2 separate regions of the Homo sapiens genome follow, and region 1 is linked to region 2. Evidence: chromatin contacts called from ENCODE Hi-C data. All regions are on one chromosome and are shown on one strand. Each heading gives the region's core, a stretch centred on a gene start or an enhancer-like site at or near the end of the contact. The rest is flanking DNA. Distances are from core to core; before and after follow the strand shown.

The links. A loop is a pair of places that touch in the nucleus more often than their neighbours do. Pooled maps may share reads with other maps.
Region 1: a pooled map shows a loop between it and region 2 (2.0-fold over the local background). The contact joins two enhancer-like sites. A Hi-C loop is called at or near these places in 2 of 168 maps with a recorded cell type or tissue (endometrial microvascular endothelial cells and endothelial cell of umbilical vein) and 4 of 50 pooled maps.

What each region holds. Positions count from the first base shown.
Region 1 is chr7:51,137,797-51,145,473 of GRCh38, forward strand. The region is part of intron 5 of COBL (cordon-bleu WH2 repeat protein); the gene reads right to left. Among named protein-coding and RNA genes, the nearest start is that of COBL, 180 kb to the right of the region's middle. Within about 2 kb of position 2,940, at least 5 of the 41 ENCODE cell types and tissues checked have a DNase peak (open chromatin) inside an H3K27ac peak, as active enhancers do.
Region 2 is chr7:50,960,907-50,968,570 of GRCh38, forward strand. No RefSeq gene overlaps it. Among named protein-coding and RNA genes, the nearest start is that of GRB10, 180 kb to the left of the region's middle. RefSeq lists an enhancer at 2,212-2,727. Within about 2 kb of position 2,230, at least 2 of the 41 ENCODE cell types and tissues checked have a DNase peak (open chromatin) inside an H3K27ac peak, as active enhancers do.

The DNA of each region.
Region 1 (7,677 bases), core at 1,690-4,189, 180 kb after region 2:
CTGAGACAATGAATAGACAGATGACCCTCTGGGTCACTATGCTTTCATATTTTACATAATAAGCTTGTGGGTAAGATTTCATTTGAACAACTAGTTCTCCATATTTAAAATGAAGATATAAAGGAAATCCATCATATTAAACAATAGCCCAGTATTATTTGTGCTCAGACACAAATGCTGTTGCTCTACCAGTTATACTATCATTTGTTTTCCTGAAAAAAAATTGAGTCACAGATTTTCTTGTGCTTAAATATTAAAGCCAAAGGACAAAGCACTCCATGAAGGCTGCTTTTTACGCCATTAGTGCTTCCCTGCAGACACTGAATATCAACGATGCCCGATGCTTTGGCTATCAGGTGCAGAGTTCCCATAGGAAACAGGTGACGGTGATATAACAGAAAAGAAACTAACACCCAGAACACTCGTCAATGCCTATTTAGGCTCCTACAGAAAAATGTAAATTGTTCCCTTGAGTCCTTGAGTTCTGCAGCCATCATAGTCATTACTAAGCAAATAAGCCATGCAAAATAAACTCTGCCTTACATCCACCTCCATGGCAACAGGGAGGACTCAGGGAGATGCAACTCAAGATTTATTTAACCCTGCAGGATCTAGAAGACTAAATGAAGCACAGGAAGCAAACCAGAGAAGGGATTTTGCTATTCACAGTTCTGGAGCTGGAAAGGTGTTTTGCTGGATGGCTGGTTTGTACAAACACCCCCAGATCCAGGGGGAATGCAAACCCCATCTTTCCTCATCAGTAGTCACTTAGCATATGGCCAGAGCATGGACACTGGGACCTTCCACACTGTTCTGTTTCCTCATCCATAACGTCTGCTGACAGTGACTGCACATGCACACACTCACGCACATGTGCACACACTCACAAACGTGCACTCACACATGTGAACACACATTTTGGAGGATGCTTAAAGCTGTGGTAGTCAAAGAACTACACACCTGTACCCATGCCACCTGCTATCTCTAAAGCACACATGCCCCATCTGACGTCCCAGAAACACGATGTCCATGGCAGTGCATTCCACAACCACATATCTAATTGCTTGTCTTCATTCCACCCTGTCTAGACATGGAACTCCCAGTTCCTCTTGTCCTCGGTCCTCACCACAACTATGCCTGCCTGACTGATCAATCAATACTGCTGTGAATCCACCTCTGTCCTGTAAGTGCCCTGAGCACTTAAGGAAGGTCTGTGCAGAATACTCCCTTAAAAGAACTTTACAGCCCCCTTCCATTTCATATTGATTTCAGGTTTTAATTCATAATTTTTTTTGCTGTCATAAGCATCCTGGACATTTTGCATTATCTATTTTTTAAGGTAAGGAATGGGAATAGACCCCATAAAGTAGGTACATCCCCATCTTTAAAATGGGGAAAAATCCATTTCCTTCAAAGTTGTTACAAGCATTAAATGAAGTAATTTAGATAAAGCACATTAGAAGTGTCTAATATATGTGGTTTCCTTCTTCTCTGATACCTATTTTGGGTGGCCATGACCTCATGAGGGCCACACTGAGATGACCTTGAATGGCAGAAAGTCAGAAGGCGGAAGTGCACCCCATCCCAGTCCTCCTAGAAGTTCTGATATTGATTATCTTCAGACAATGGGCTCCTCATGAGGCCTTCATCTGTGACTCTGGAACTTAACTGAATTTCAATAGAACAGATGATTTTTCTCCCCTAATTTGCTCTACACAATTAACAAATATCTCTTCCCACCTCCCACAATGCTCCCAAGGAGGTCGATTGCAGGGTCCAGTGGTCCTGAGCCACCAGACCCTCTTCTCAGTTCTGCTACTCAACAGTGTTTCTCAACCTTCAACCCATGGGAAGCCAAAAACTTTATGTTGTCCAGCGAATACTTGTGCTTCATTTCTATCTTCTTTCCCTACTTTTGGAATTTGTGCGCAGAATTTAGAAAGCAATCCACAGAATAATGTGGGAGGAAAACATTGTGAAGTATTGAGTCCTTTAAAGTCCTGACTCATATCAATACGAAGTCAAAGGGAAAACCAAGAGCTTAATGCATGCAGTCTGGAGTCAAAACAGCTTGGCCCCCCCTATTATCCCAGTTTCCTTGGTTGTCTCCTGCTACAAAGTGGCAAAGTTCATGAGGGACAGGCCACTGCTTGCCTGCAAGAGAGGTTTGATTTCCTGTCCAAGCTTGTCAATATATACATGTTTTTAATATCAAGTTCTTTTTTTGTAGGGAAGTGAGTCATAGCTCTCACCAAAGGTTGGCACCAAAATCCACAGATGTTGGCAGTCATGATCTTATCAAATTTTCTCAGGAGTTGCAAGTGCAACCAGATAAATCATTAAGAAAAAGCAATGAATAACAGAAAAGAAAACTAAGCAAACAGAACCTTCTATCTCAGGCTTCATGGGACTTAGGTTGGTGGGATTTAAACTTCCTCCAGGCCAGCTGCTGTCATTCAATGGATAGTCGAATTCAATGGCGCCCACCAAAGACAATGCAAAACTCTCTGTGTCCATGTCACCACACCACTGATAGCCAATTAACTCCTTACATTCAGTGTAAAACATCAGTGATTTGACTCTCATACGCGCATCTGGGGAGAGAAGACAGGAAGAAGAGGAAGCTAACCGTTTCCAGATCTGAGTGCCAGCTCAAAATAAAACCAGTATCATCTGCCACAAGTGCTTTTGACATGGGTCCTAATTTTAAATTTACACACACACAAACATTTATGTATGCATGGGTGTGTGTGTGCGTATATATATATGTACATATTTGATTGCTTCTGTTTAAAATGTACTCATCTCAGCAAAGCTTATTTTCCTTTTATTTGACTTTCATTGTGACGACAAAACACTACTCCACTGACAGGGACAAGGAGCTATGCAGATCTAGCACCAGGCAGCAGGGGCACGGCCCTGACAGCACAAGTGCCCCATAGAACCTGATAGGGCACTGAGAGTGCAGGGTGTTCCTGGAATACTTTCAGGGCTCACAGGTACCGCAGAGAACACGTTGTCTCCCTCGCTCATTGACTTATAATTGATCAGAGATCAGTACCAGACAAGAAGCTGAGCATGTTCAACGTAAACATCCCTATTTCGAGTCAGCACAGACTGCCATGGTCCATTTCCCTTTGCCAAAATTCTTGAAGATATCCTCACAGAGCTGCCTCACGAGCACACCCATCACACAGCCTAAGATGGATCAATCTGTTCATACAACAAAAAGGGGCTTGGTGTACTTCAACCCCTTACTGTACTGCACAATACACTTCCAGGGACAAACAGGAGATGCTGTACCTGAAATCTTTCTGTTTAAATCGATTTAAAAAAAAAAAAAGAGAAATGGTCATTTTGTTTCCATTTCTCAAAGGTGTCCATCCTACAAATACAATTATACCTTGACTCATTTAATCAAGTCTACTAAAAGCCTGAGTAGATCTTTTGACATGGCTATTGAGGAATTCAGATGTTGATTTCTGTTTCAAGGTTAAGGGATATGTTTTGGTTACAATAAGTATACTCTGAGCTGGCAATCAACAATCCTCTCAGCAGAGGCTCTTCTAAATGGGATCAGATCCTCTTAGAAGGACATGATGTTTGCTGTTTTGATGGTGAGAAAAACTGAGGCCCAGACAGAGCTACTCAAGATGGCTCTGTGCCCTAGTGATATAATAAATTAGAAAAACTGAGGCCCAGACAGAGCTACTCAGGATGGCTCAGCTCCCTAGTGATAGAATAAACTAGAAAGATGAAACTAGAAATATGTTCCTGTTGCTGCCTGCAGCCTCCTCTCCTTAGACGATGCTGCCCCCTTTTGAAAGGCTTTACAACTTTTTTTTTTTTTTTTAAGGCTTTGTTAAAGAATCGAGTGGGAGGGAAGATTCCAGAACCTGTTATCCACACTGGCTTTTCTTCAGATACAGGTGTTGACAGGACTCAAGGCAGAACAATGTGACATAAACCAGATGAGGCGAACGGGCACTCCCTGGGGTCTGTTGGGCAGAGCAGCTCAGGTCTGTCAAAGCTCCTGGTGAGGTGAGAATGGGGAGAATGCTGCTTCTCATCTGTGGTGGCTGGCACAGTCTTGGGTAAGGGCAAGGCCAACTTTCCTTCCCAAGAGGGTGTTCTCTGTCTTTGTCTTTGCATTTCCTTATCCTCAGGGCACAGCCTTCCTGACAGACACTCCTTAAGCTGAATCCCTGAGCCAAATCCTGAGCTGTCTTCTGGCATCCTGGAAATCCTGCACTGATTCCGAGGAAGCGGCAAAGAAAGAACCATGAAGCATGCCAGCTTCATGTGAACTGATCACCATGAATGGGCAGGACAATGGAACTTAGGAATCTCATTTCTAGAGGGTGAGGCGAGTAGGAAATGATCGCTCTTTTTTGGCCAAGTACCCCATGGAATGCCTGGGGGATGGCATTTTAAGTATTTAGAAGAAGAAAAGTGGCAGAAGCTATTTGGTCTGGATGCATACTTCAGCCAACAAAATACCGTGTCACACAAGCTCTCTGATGGTTTCTCGCCTGGCAAGACATTTTCTTAAAATGAGCAAACAAAGAGTATCCAACTGGTATTTGATTTTTTTTTTTTTTTTTTTTTTTTGAGACAGAATCTGTCACCCAGGCCGGAGTGCAATGGTGTGGTCTGGGCTCACTGCAACCTCTGCCTCCCTGGTTCAAGGGATTCTCCTGCCTCAGCCTCCTGAGTAACTGGGATTACAGGAGCGTGCCACCACGCCCGGCTAATTTTTGTATTTTTACTAGAGACAGGGTTTTGCCATCTTGGAAAGGCTGGTCTCGAACTGCTGAACTCAAGTGATCCACCCGCCTTGGCCTCCCAAAGTGCTGGGATTGCAGGCATGAGCTACAGCGCCCGAGCTGGTATTTTATTTTCCCTTAACATAACTGGAAGACATGATTGAAGGTGAGCTATCAGACAGTATTTCAGTCTTATGAAGCAGGACCATCTGCCAGGCATTTGAATGTTTAGAATGCTTAACAATGACAATTTCAGAAAGGCAGAAGTTTCTGAAAAGCTTGTAAATTAAAAGGAAATGAGCCCCGGGGTGCTTCAAAGATGGATGACATGCGATGTGTGTCCTCAGGCAGGCAGGATCCTGTGACAGTGGCCACAGCAGACCGCAGAAGCTCATTTCCAGCCAAGCCAGGGGGAGGGAGAGATGCAGTGCATGGTGCAAACTTCATCAGGGCAGGTGGAGGAGGAAAAGTAAGAGGAAGGGCATCAAAGGGGAAGGATAAGGCAAGAGAATGTTATGAAAAGTTAAGTCATAATGTGCAGCATAGTGACTGACCAGAATTAAAAAGCAAGGAGTGGGGGCTTGGCAGCAGCAGAGAAGAGCATCAGGGAAAGGATGTTCACAGGGCATGCCTCAATCTGCATGCGTGTGTGTGTGTCTGTGTGACTGCTTGCGGTCAGATGCGAGATTTCAGCTGAGGCAAACTCAATTAGATACAGTTTCAGGGAAAAATGAGGTTCCAACTTATAAAAATAATACAATCCTAATGAAAAAGGGAAGGTTTTTCCCTCTCAAATGCACATGTAAAATTTGCCATAATTTATGTGGTGACACATTTTGAATAACTGACTTATAAGTTCAGTTTTCTATACTTCATCAAGAGTGATACTTTATGTGTAGCCCTCCTCCAGATAAATGGATTTCTCCAAACGAAACCAAGTATTTCGTGTTAAGTGGGCATTCTGTTAATGAGCATTTTAATAATACCATGGACTAGATCAGGAAAGGAATGAGAAACTCGGCTGTAGATGTGCATGGGGCAGGTCTGGGTGCCGACTGAAAGGGCACCACTACAGGACACAGAAACAAAACAAAAAAGGGAACAATTCCTGTGCAATAAATATGATTGTTTCTAAAACGTGTACCAAATCAGGAAGGCTTCCCTGTAACTCCAGGTAACTGAGTCATGAGTGGAGGAAAAAAGCTGATCAGATTTCTTCCTTGGCAAAACTTCTTTTCAAGAAAAGTAGGATTTATTTTTTAAGAAGCAGGAAAAGTAGCTGTGTGGTTCAAGAGCCTCTCTTCTGGGGGAGCAGACTAATTCTCTGATGCACTGTTTATAATGTTGCCCTCTCTAATCTTCTAAGGGACTTACCATTCATCACTACCTATATGTAGCATGCTATAGAAGAGGGTTAAGAGGGTGGCCACATAATTTATTATCCAAAATAGAACTATTTTTCAAGTGATCTAAAGTAAGCCTAATGGGAAAGAATGCAGTGACATCAGCATTGCTGGGACTGTCCCAGGCTAGCAGAAGTGTGGTCTCTCCACCTGGGCGGCATGTGAGCTGACACCTGCCAGGTGCAAAGAGAACAACTAAGCCGGTTAGGGAGGAAATCTAAACTCCAGGCTCAGAAAATGGTGATAGATTCGTGTGCAGACATGTATTTTACATATATGAACCCACTTGACCCTCATACCAGCTCTATAGGAAGGTAATTACATGGTCCTCATTTCACAGCTAAGGAAACTCAGGTACAGCGAGTTACTGGTTGCCCAAGGTCACACACTAGGAAGTGGTGGAGCCAGACAGGCTGGCTCTGGGGCAGAGGTTCGAAAACTCAGCTGCACGGAACTCCCTGGAGCTTTAATGATGCACACACCCAGGCTGCACACCAATCCAAGCATATCCGAAACCCCGGAGCCAGATCAAGCATTGGCTGTTTTCCTTTTTTAAATTATGATAACAAAATGTGTGTAATAACATAAAATTAACCGTGTTAGCCATTTTAAAGCATACAATCCGTGGTGTTAAGTACATTGACACTATCATCCAGACATCACCACTATCTAGTTTCAGAATGTTTTCATCATCCCAAAAGGAGACCTTGTACCCATTAAGCAGACACTCCCCAATCCCCTTTCCCCACCCCAGTCCTGGACAAACCCCAGTTTGCTTTTAGACTCTATGGATTTACCTGTTCCATATGTTTCATATAAATGAAATCAAACAATATATGATCTTTGTGTTTGGCTTTCACTTAGCATAATGTTTTGAAGGTTTGCTCACATTGCAGCATGCATCAGTATTTCATTCCTTGTTAAGGCCGAATGTTTGATGTATATACCACATTCTTATCCACTCATCTGTTCATGGGCATTAGAATTGTTTCTACTTTTTGGCTACTGTGAACAGAGCTGCTACAAGCATTTGTGTACTATTCACTTGTTTTTAATTCTTTTTTTCTAGACAGAGTCTTGCTCTTGTCGCCCAGGCTGGAGTGCAGTGGTGCGATCTCAGCTTACTGAAACCTCTGCCTCCCAGGTTCAAGCGATTCTCCTGCCTCAGCCTCCTGAGTAGCTGGGATTATAGGTGCCCACCATCACGCCCAACTAATTTTTTGTATTTTCAGTAGAGACAGGGTTTCACCATGTTGGCCAGGCTGGTCTTGAACTCTTGACCTCAAGTGATCAGCCCGCCTCAGCCTCCCAAAGTGCTGGGATCATAGGTGTGAGCCACCATGCCCGGCCTGTTTTTAATTCTTTTGGGTATATTCCTAGGAGAATTGTGGCTCATATGTTATTCCTTTTCTTTTTTTTTTCTTTTTTTTCCGAGATGGAGTGTCACTCCTGTCGCCCAGGCTGGAGTGCAGTGGCACGAACTCAGTTCACTGCAACCTCTACCTCCC
Region 2 (7,664 bases), core at 980-3,479:
GGGCTGAAACAACAGGAATGCATTCTCTCATGGTCCTGGAGGCTGGAAGTCCAAGATCAAGGTGTGGGCAAGGGGGTTTCTCCTGAGGCCTCTCTCCTTGGCTTGCAGACAGCCGTCTTCTCCCTGCGTCCTTACATGGACTTTCCGCCGTGTGTGTCTGTGTCCTCCTCTCTTTAAAAGGACACAGGTGCTACCAGATTAGGACCCGCCCTAATGACATCATTTAACCTTAATTACCTCTTTAAAGGCCTATCTCCAACACAGTCACACTGGGCTTAGGGCTTCAACGTATGAATTTTGGAGGACACAATTGAGTCTACTTAACATTGTTAAATGCGCGTTGCCAGGCACATCCCCAGAACTTCTGAGGCAGTAGGTCTGGGTTGAGATCCGAGAATTTGCATTTCTAGCAAGGTCCCAGGGGATGCTGATGCTGCTCATCCAGGGATCCCAGCTTGAGAAATATTTCAAAGTTTCCAGGAAGGCAACAAAGGCAGCAGCAGAAGGCGCCCTGGGAGATTGGGAAGGATATGGCTCAGGGCAGGAGGAGGAGGCAGACTCGTCAGGGTCCTGGGGTAAACGTAAGCGTCTGGATGTTCCTCAGAGGGTGGAAACCATGGGAGGGGAGGACCGGGGAGCGCATTTCACAGAGCCACATGCCAGTGCCCTATAGAGAAAGGCTCATAGGCGACAAGGGGGTCCAGGTGGGAAACTGAGGCAAGGGGTCCTGGCTGCACGGCTGGAGCCTGACCAGGTGGTGGAAAACCCGTGGGATAAGTGGATAGAGTTGGGGTATGTTTGGAAGACAGAGGCCCAACAGCTTTCTGGTTCCCTGGCTGGAGGAGGCAGGTGAAGAAAAAGTAGAAATTAAGGGTGTGTCCTAGGTTGGGGCTTGGGCATCTGAGTAAAGTTGACGCTGTTAACTGCAATGGGAAATACTGGCATAAAAACAGGTGTGGGGGAGAAAGTGGAGACTTCTGGCCTGGGCACATGAGGTCTGAGATAGTATAAGAGGTCAGAGGCTGGGTGTGGCAGCTCACGCCTGTAATCCCAGCACTTTGGGAGGCTGAGGCAGGTGGAGAACACTTGAAGCCAGAAGTTCAAGACCAGCCTGGCCAATGTGGTGAAACCCCATCTCTACTAAAAATACAAAACATAAATAAATAAATTAGCTGGGTGTGGTGGTGCACACCTGTAGTCCCAGCTACTCAGGAGACTGAGACAGGAGAATCTCTTGAACCTGGGAGGCAGAGGTTGCAGTGAGTTGAGATCATGCCACCGCACTCCAGCCTACACAACAGAGTGAGACTCTCAAAAAAAAAAAAAAAAAAAAGAGGTCTGAGATGTTACAAGATGTCCTGGCAGAGATTCCAATCTTGAGTCCAGACTGGAGAGGGAGGCTGAGAGGCTGGGGGAGAGGGTCCATAGAGCTATGGGTACAAGTGAGCCAGAACACCAAGGCAGGGAGTGAGGGCCGGGATGGAAGGAAGGCTGGGAGGGAGCCCTGGGCATCCAGCACCCAGAGGGTGAGGAGGGGAGGGGAGCCGCCAAAATGTGTGCCGTTCAGGAGGAAACCCGCGGAGTGTGAGTCAACCAGCAAAGCCTTTCAAGAGGACCAGAGTGGCCAGATGAGTGCACAGCCCCTAAGGGATAGATTAGAATGAGGACTCGACCCATGGGAGGGCTGGACGCCCGACCATGTAGGCTGCAGCACATGTGAAGACCAACACCAGCAGTCTGACCACTGGTCAAAAGCATGAGATTTGGTATAAAGGAGATTTTTGTGTAAGCAATAGTTTCTGTTCCTCTTAGCCACATGATTTGAGAAAATTATTTAAATGACCCGAGCCTCACCTTCAACATGAGGAACATCATATTCCCTTTGATAAAATGTTGCTGGTGTAAGTGCTCCATAAATGACAGCTTTTATTAGCAGAAGCAGAGATAATCCAACTTCAATGGGAGATTAAACAACGACTTCTGTTTAGAGCTTTAAAATGAGTGAGATGTGTCCACCGCTGGGGTTCTTCTCTTGGTGCCTGCATTGCCCTGCAGGAAGCCTGGTGGTGGTGCCTGGTGTGGTCTGCCAGCTCTCAGCTGGGTGGGAAAGTGGTGCTGAATGGCCCCACCTCTGCTCTGGGTTTTGCCCCACAGGTCGCTGCAGGCCTGCCCCTGGGCTGTGCTGAGTCATCTCCGCAGGCAGGACCTCCCCAGGCAGGCACAAGGCACTGGGAGGTGCCGCCCCTTGGGCCCAGGCCAGTGGAGTTTTAATTGCTGCTCCTCTATTGTTGGCTCTGGTTCCGCTTCTGGAAGGTTTCCAGCCTTTGCTCCTGGGCTTTGGTCTCTTCAGGGAGCCTCCAGCTGCCTCTTTGTCATCAGTGAAGCCACTGAGACCTCCTCTTGGCCCTCCCCCTCCTCCTCCTCCTCCTCCTCCTCCTCATCTTTGCTGGATAATGAGGACTTCAGATCTTGTTTCTGAAGAGAGAGGCTGAGCTGACTTCTGAAGGGTGGAAGGCACCAAACAGGGAGAGGTTTCCAAATCTGGGGACACAGGACAACTGAGTCCCAAATTGTGAACACTTTATTTAAACCCTAAAGGACAGGTCTTTGAAGACTGACTACAGAGGCCACTCAAGGGGATGGAAAGAATATGGGCTTGGGAGGCACAGGCACCTGGGTGCAGACGCCTAACCAGTTCCATCAGGACCTGTGGCAGGTTGCCCACCTACACCAAGCCTCAGTTTCCCCATCTGTGGAGTGGACTGATGTCCACGTGCAAGCCATAGGAGAATTGCAGACAATGCATGAAAAGCATGGAGCCCGAGGGCTGGCTTTAGTGGGAGTCAAAACATGATCACTTTTTCTGTAAACTTTAATTTGGAGATAATGTCAAAGCTACAAAAATTACAAACAGAAAACTAGTACAAGGAACATCTGACTCCTTTATGCAAATCTCCCTTATTGCTGACATAAAAAATGGTAACGTGTTAAATCAATATTTTTAATGTTTAAGCTATTGCGTTGCAAAAACTTTACAGTGTGAACCCAGGCATGTCTCTCAATGTCTCTGAGACTGCCTTTGCTCATCTGTGAAGTGGGAAGGATGTTGTAGCATTTACACCACAGTGAGGGATGAGCAGGAACTTCTGGCCTAGCCACAATAACATAGCTGTCCTAACGAGGCAGGAAAATAGGGTCTGGAGGCAGAGAATATGAGGCTAGTTCACACTTGAGCTATAACAGGAAATATCCTCTCCATAGGGCATACACTATAAATGACTTTGTAACTTTATTTCATCCTCTCCCTTTACATGGGGTGTACACCAAGTCACCAATGTAATCCTCTAGTGGATATTTAAACTCAAAAAACCTCTGTAACAGGGCCTTTGATCCCCTATGCTCAGGCCCGCTCCCACATTGTGGAGTGTGCTTTCATTTTCAATAAAACCCTTCCCTCCTTGCTTTGTGCATTTTGTCCAACTCTTTGTTGAGGACGTCAAGAGCCTAGACACCTTCCACCATTAACATATTTTGGCGAGCCAGCCAGAAGGAAGAGATAAGCCCAAAGTTTGGGATTCATTTTTCTCCCTTTCCTTTCTGCTCCATTCAGGGGCTCTCTCTCTCTCTCTCCCTCTCTCTTTTCCTTTCCAACTTGGGACCCTTGGTGGGAAGCAGGTAAACATGGAAGCAACTGCAGGTTTCTGGCCATGGCCAGTGAAACTAAGGGGTTTCCATGTGGAGAAGGCTGACCGCCACCTCTTCATTAGCTTAAGGAACCTTGGTCTTTTTCATTTCCACCTTCCCGCCCCCCACTCCCATCCCACTTTCTTTTTCAGTCTTTCAGAGGCTGTTGCCTACTGGCTCCTTGGAAATTGAGGGCAATCGGCTGGGGTCACTCCCTAGTACTGCCTGAAGGCCTAAGAATGAATGGGTATAATTGCCCTGCCCCAAGTGGGAAGGAGTTGTTTTTTTATCTTTTCTTTTTTTGTTATTTCTTTCTTTCTTTCTTTCTTTATTTTTATTTTATTATTATTATACTTTAAGTTTTAGGGTACATGTGCACAATGTGCGGGTTAGTTACATCTGTATACATGTGCCATGCTGGTGTGCTGCACCCATTAACTCGTCATTTAGCATTAGGTATATCTCCTAAAGCTATCCCTTCCCCCTCCCCCCACCGCACAACAGTCCCCAGAGTGTGATGTTCCCCTTCCTGTGTCCATGTGTTCTCATTGTTCAATTCCCACCTATGAGTGAGAATATGTGGTTTTGGTTTTTTGTTCTTGCGATAGTTTACTGAGAATGATGATTTCCAATTTCATCCATGTCCCTACAAAGGACAAGAGCTCATCATTTTTTATGGCTGCATAGTATAGGCATGGGCAAGGACTTCATGTCTAAAACACCAAAAGTAATGGCAACAAAAGCCAAAATTGACAAATAGGATCTAATTAAACTAAAGAGCTTCTGCACAGCAAAAGAAACTACCATCAGAGTGAACAGGCAACCTACAAAATGGGAGAAAATTTTTGCAACCTACTCATCTGACAAAGGGCTAATATCCAGAATCTACAATGAACTCAAACAAATTTACAAGAAAAAAACAAACAACCCTATCAAAAAGTGGGCGAAGGACATGAACAGACGCTTCTCAAAAGAAGACATTTATGCAGCCAAAAAACACATGAAAAAATGCTCACCATCACTGGCCATCAGAGAAATGCAAATCAAAACCACAATGAGATACCATCTCACACCAGTTAGAATGGCAATCATTAAAAAGTTTTTTTATCTTTTCCAAGTGTGGTCCCTGATCCCTACATGCACCACAGCTCAGGGCAAACTCACATGTGTTTCAGGGGACATAAACTTTTCTTATGCTAAATTCTTTACTTATCATATTCAACTGGCTGAGGAACAAAAAGGCCCACCCGGCATCCAGTCCTTCTCATTACAGTTCATGGCTATTCCTATAAAGCTCATAGTAGGCTCTGGAGAGGAAAACCTGCATGTGGCACCCACCTGAGGCCAGAGACATCTGGAACTCTAAGATTGGACCCCACAGGAGGATGCTGTGTGGGTTCTGTGGATCCCAGCCACTCCAAAGAGGACACTCTCGGCAGAGGTTCTGAGGTCTAGTTTTAACCCTCCTCAGAATTTTCTCTCATAGTTGCAATGCTGTTTGGCCCTAACATTGTTTGGAATCTGGAGTTTACCGTTGAATGGAAAGTGGAATGGCATTGCATGTACCCAGGCTTCTGTGCTGCAGTTCTAAGCAGGGGGCCTGGTTAACGTGTGATGCCCTCCTTTGGTACAGTTTGGCCCAGTGCCCACTGGAGTCTGGGGAGGTTTGGCCTTTAAAAATCAAACTGCCTTGGAGACTGCTTTACCCGAAATTTTGGTTAAGTCTAAGCCATTTTCAAGTTCACGTGACTTAAAGTATTACTTTACTAAACAAACTAGCTTTAAGATTATTGGTGGAATAAAAATAGAAATGCCTTCAGAATTGTCAGCATACGTTTTGTCTGAATTTTATGTTTGTCTTTGCTAGATATTTTAAAATGTCAATGTTAATTCAAGCTGGGAGCTGCTTGGGGTGAGCCTGCCTCCCATTCTATTCAAAGTCTCACTGAGATAAATGCATATCTGGTCACTTCCTTTGGAAAGGCTCATCAGAAACTCCAAAGAATGCAACTGTTTATGATCTGAAAGCCCCCAAGTCCCCTCCTCACTTTGAGTTGTCCCGGACAAAACCAATGCTCATTTTACATATGTTAATTGATGTCTCATGTATCTCCTTAAAAGTAAAAATTTAAGTACAGTGAATGGGATAAATGTTTTAGGTAAACTTTTTGTGTAAATTAAAATCTTAAAGTTATTTTTAACACTCATTTAATATCTAGGTCATTTCCAATTAAGAAAGGGTTGTAATATGTAGAAATATGTTTCTGAAATTATGGAATTGTTCTTATATATAAATGCTCATATCTAATAGTTCAGGATTTCTTGCCTTTTAGGGTTTCACTAAAGTTTTAGGTTACTAAGGATAAAATTCTAGTTAAGATGTAATTCTGTGGTTATTATTAAGACGTAATTTCTGTTATGTTGATAACATAACAGAAAGGGTTATGTTATTAGTGGGGAAAAAAAGTAATTTTGTTGAATTCAGAAGTTATCTAAAAGTTAGTTCAAATTGCAGATTTGGAAAGGTTATTTATGAAACAGTGTAGTAAGGAATCATTAAGTAGGGGAGAAAGATGTGGAAAAAGTTTAAATAATAAAATATACTTTAAAACCTGATAAAGAATTGGAAACATTTGGCTAATTAACATTTTCATAGTTAAAGCTCTTAGTCTTGATTAAAATAAGAAGTATTGTAAAAATGCATCAGTAGTTTGGCAATTGTTTTTTAATACAGTTAAGCATGAAGCTGGATTTAGTGTAAAGCCAAATTTTACATATATGCTTGCATTGCTTCACACTATGTTGACTGTTTTGCATGGATAGTGCTGGAGTACTTATTGCTCATGTGCCTAAAGTGGATTTCTTGATTGCACAGGATGTATGATGAACTTGGGGATGTTGAATTGTGTATCAGGAATAAAATATTCATTATGTTGGTTTTCTGGGGCCCTAGGTAATGCTGTATACTCCAGGGTAAATTGAGTAGGAAAACTCAGGGTTGGTTTGGTGCTTATTTGTTTTTGCTTCTAGTTTTCATTCGTTTGTTGTTTATTTCTCCTCTGGCTTTGCTTGTGTATGCGTATGTATAAAACTATGATTTTTTTTTTTTTTAGTTCCTGGTGGAATGCTTTCATTTAGTTCTGTGTTCCTATGCATTTCTAGCAAGTCATGATTCATTCCATTTTTCTAGAATTCCTAAGCTACTTTTGTTGGGCCTGCAGGAATTAATGGGGCACACCAGCTTTTTTTTCCTTAAACTAATTTTTTGGATTTTAGCCTTCCTGATACTTTGTGTTTAGTATACTCTCACAACTAGAATTTGAGTCATATTTCTCTCTCTGCCTAATTTCTCCAAAATTTGTAAACTATTTGTGAATACTCTTAATTCATGGCAATGCGTTTGTTTGCATACAGTCAAGCATGGCTGCCAGGGCCACTCAGGGAGAGAGAACCCAGAAATCTGGCATGCTGGCAAAAGGGTAAGAATTTCTTACCAGTCAGTCCCTGGCCTCTTTCTCTCTGTGCAAACTGGTTAAATATAAAGAAAAAGTCACTGTTTATCCCCTCTGTAAAGTTTTAAATTAATTGGTTTAATAATAATAAGAGCTTAAATCAAATATTTTGTCAGAAATGTAGAAAGTATAATGCCTTTTAGTTCACATGACTTCAGCAATCTTTGACAAATAAAGACAGTTTTAAAGATTATTGGCAAAATACAATTGTCTTAAAAATGTAAACATGTGGTTTAAATTATGTTCAAATATTAGGTTCGCTATATGCTTTAAGGTCATAAGCTGCTTCTTTGGCTTTTGAAAATTGTTTAACTTGCCTGCTTTCCAGCTAGGTAAGGCCTGGGGACAAGTGGAGTTGGCCACACCCCTAGCTATGCTGGAAACAGTCAAACCTTATCAGAACATAACTTACCAGGTTTTATATTAAAATTGAAATTGCTAAGAGTCGCCATTGTAACATGCAATCAA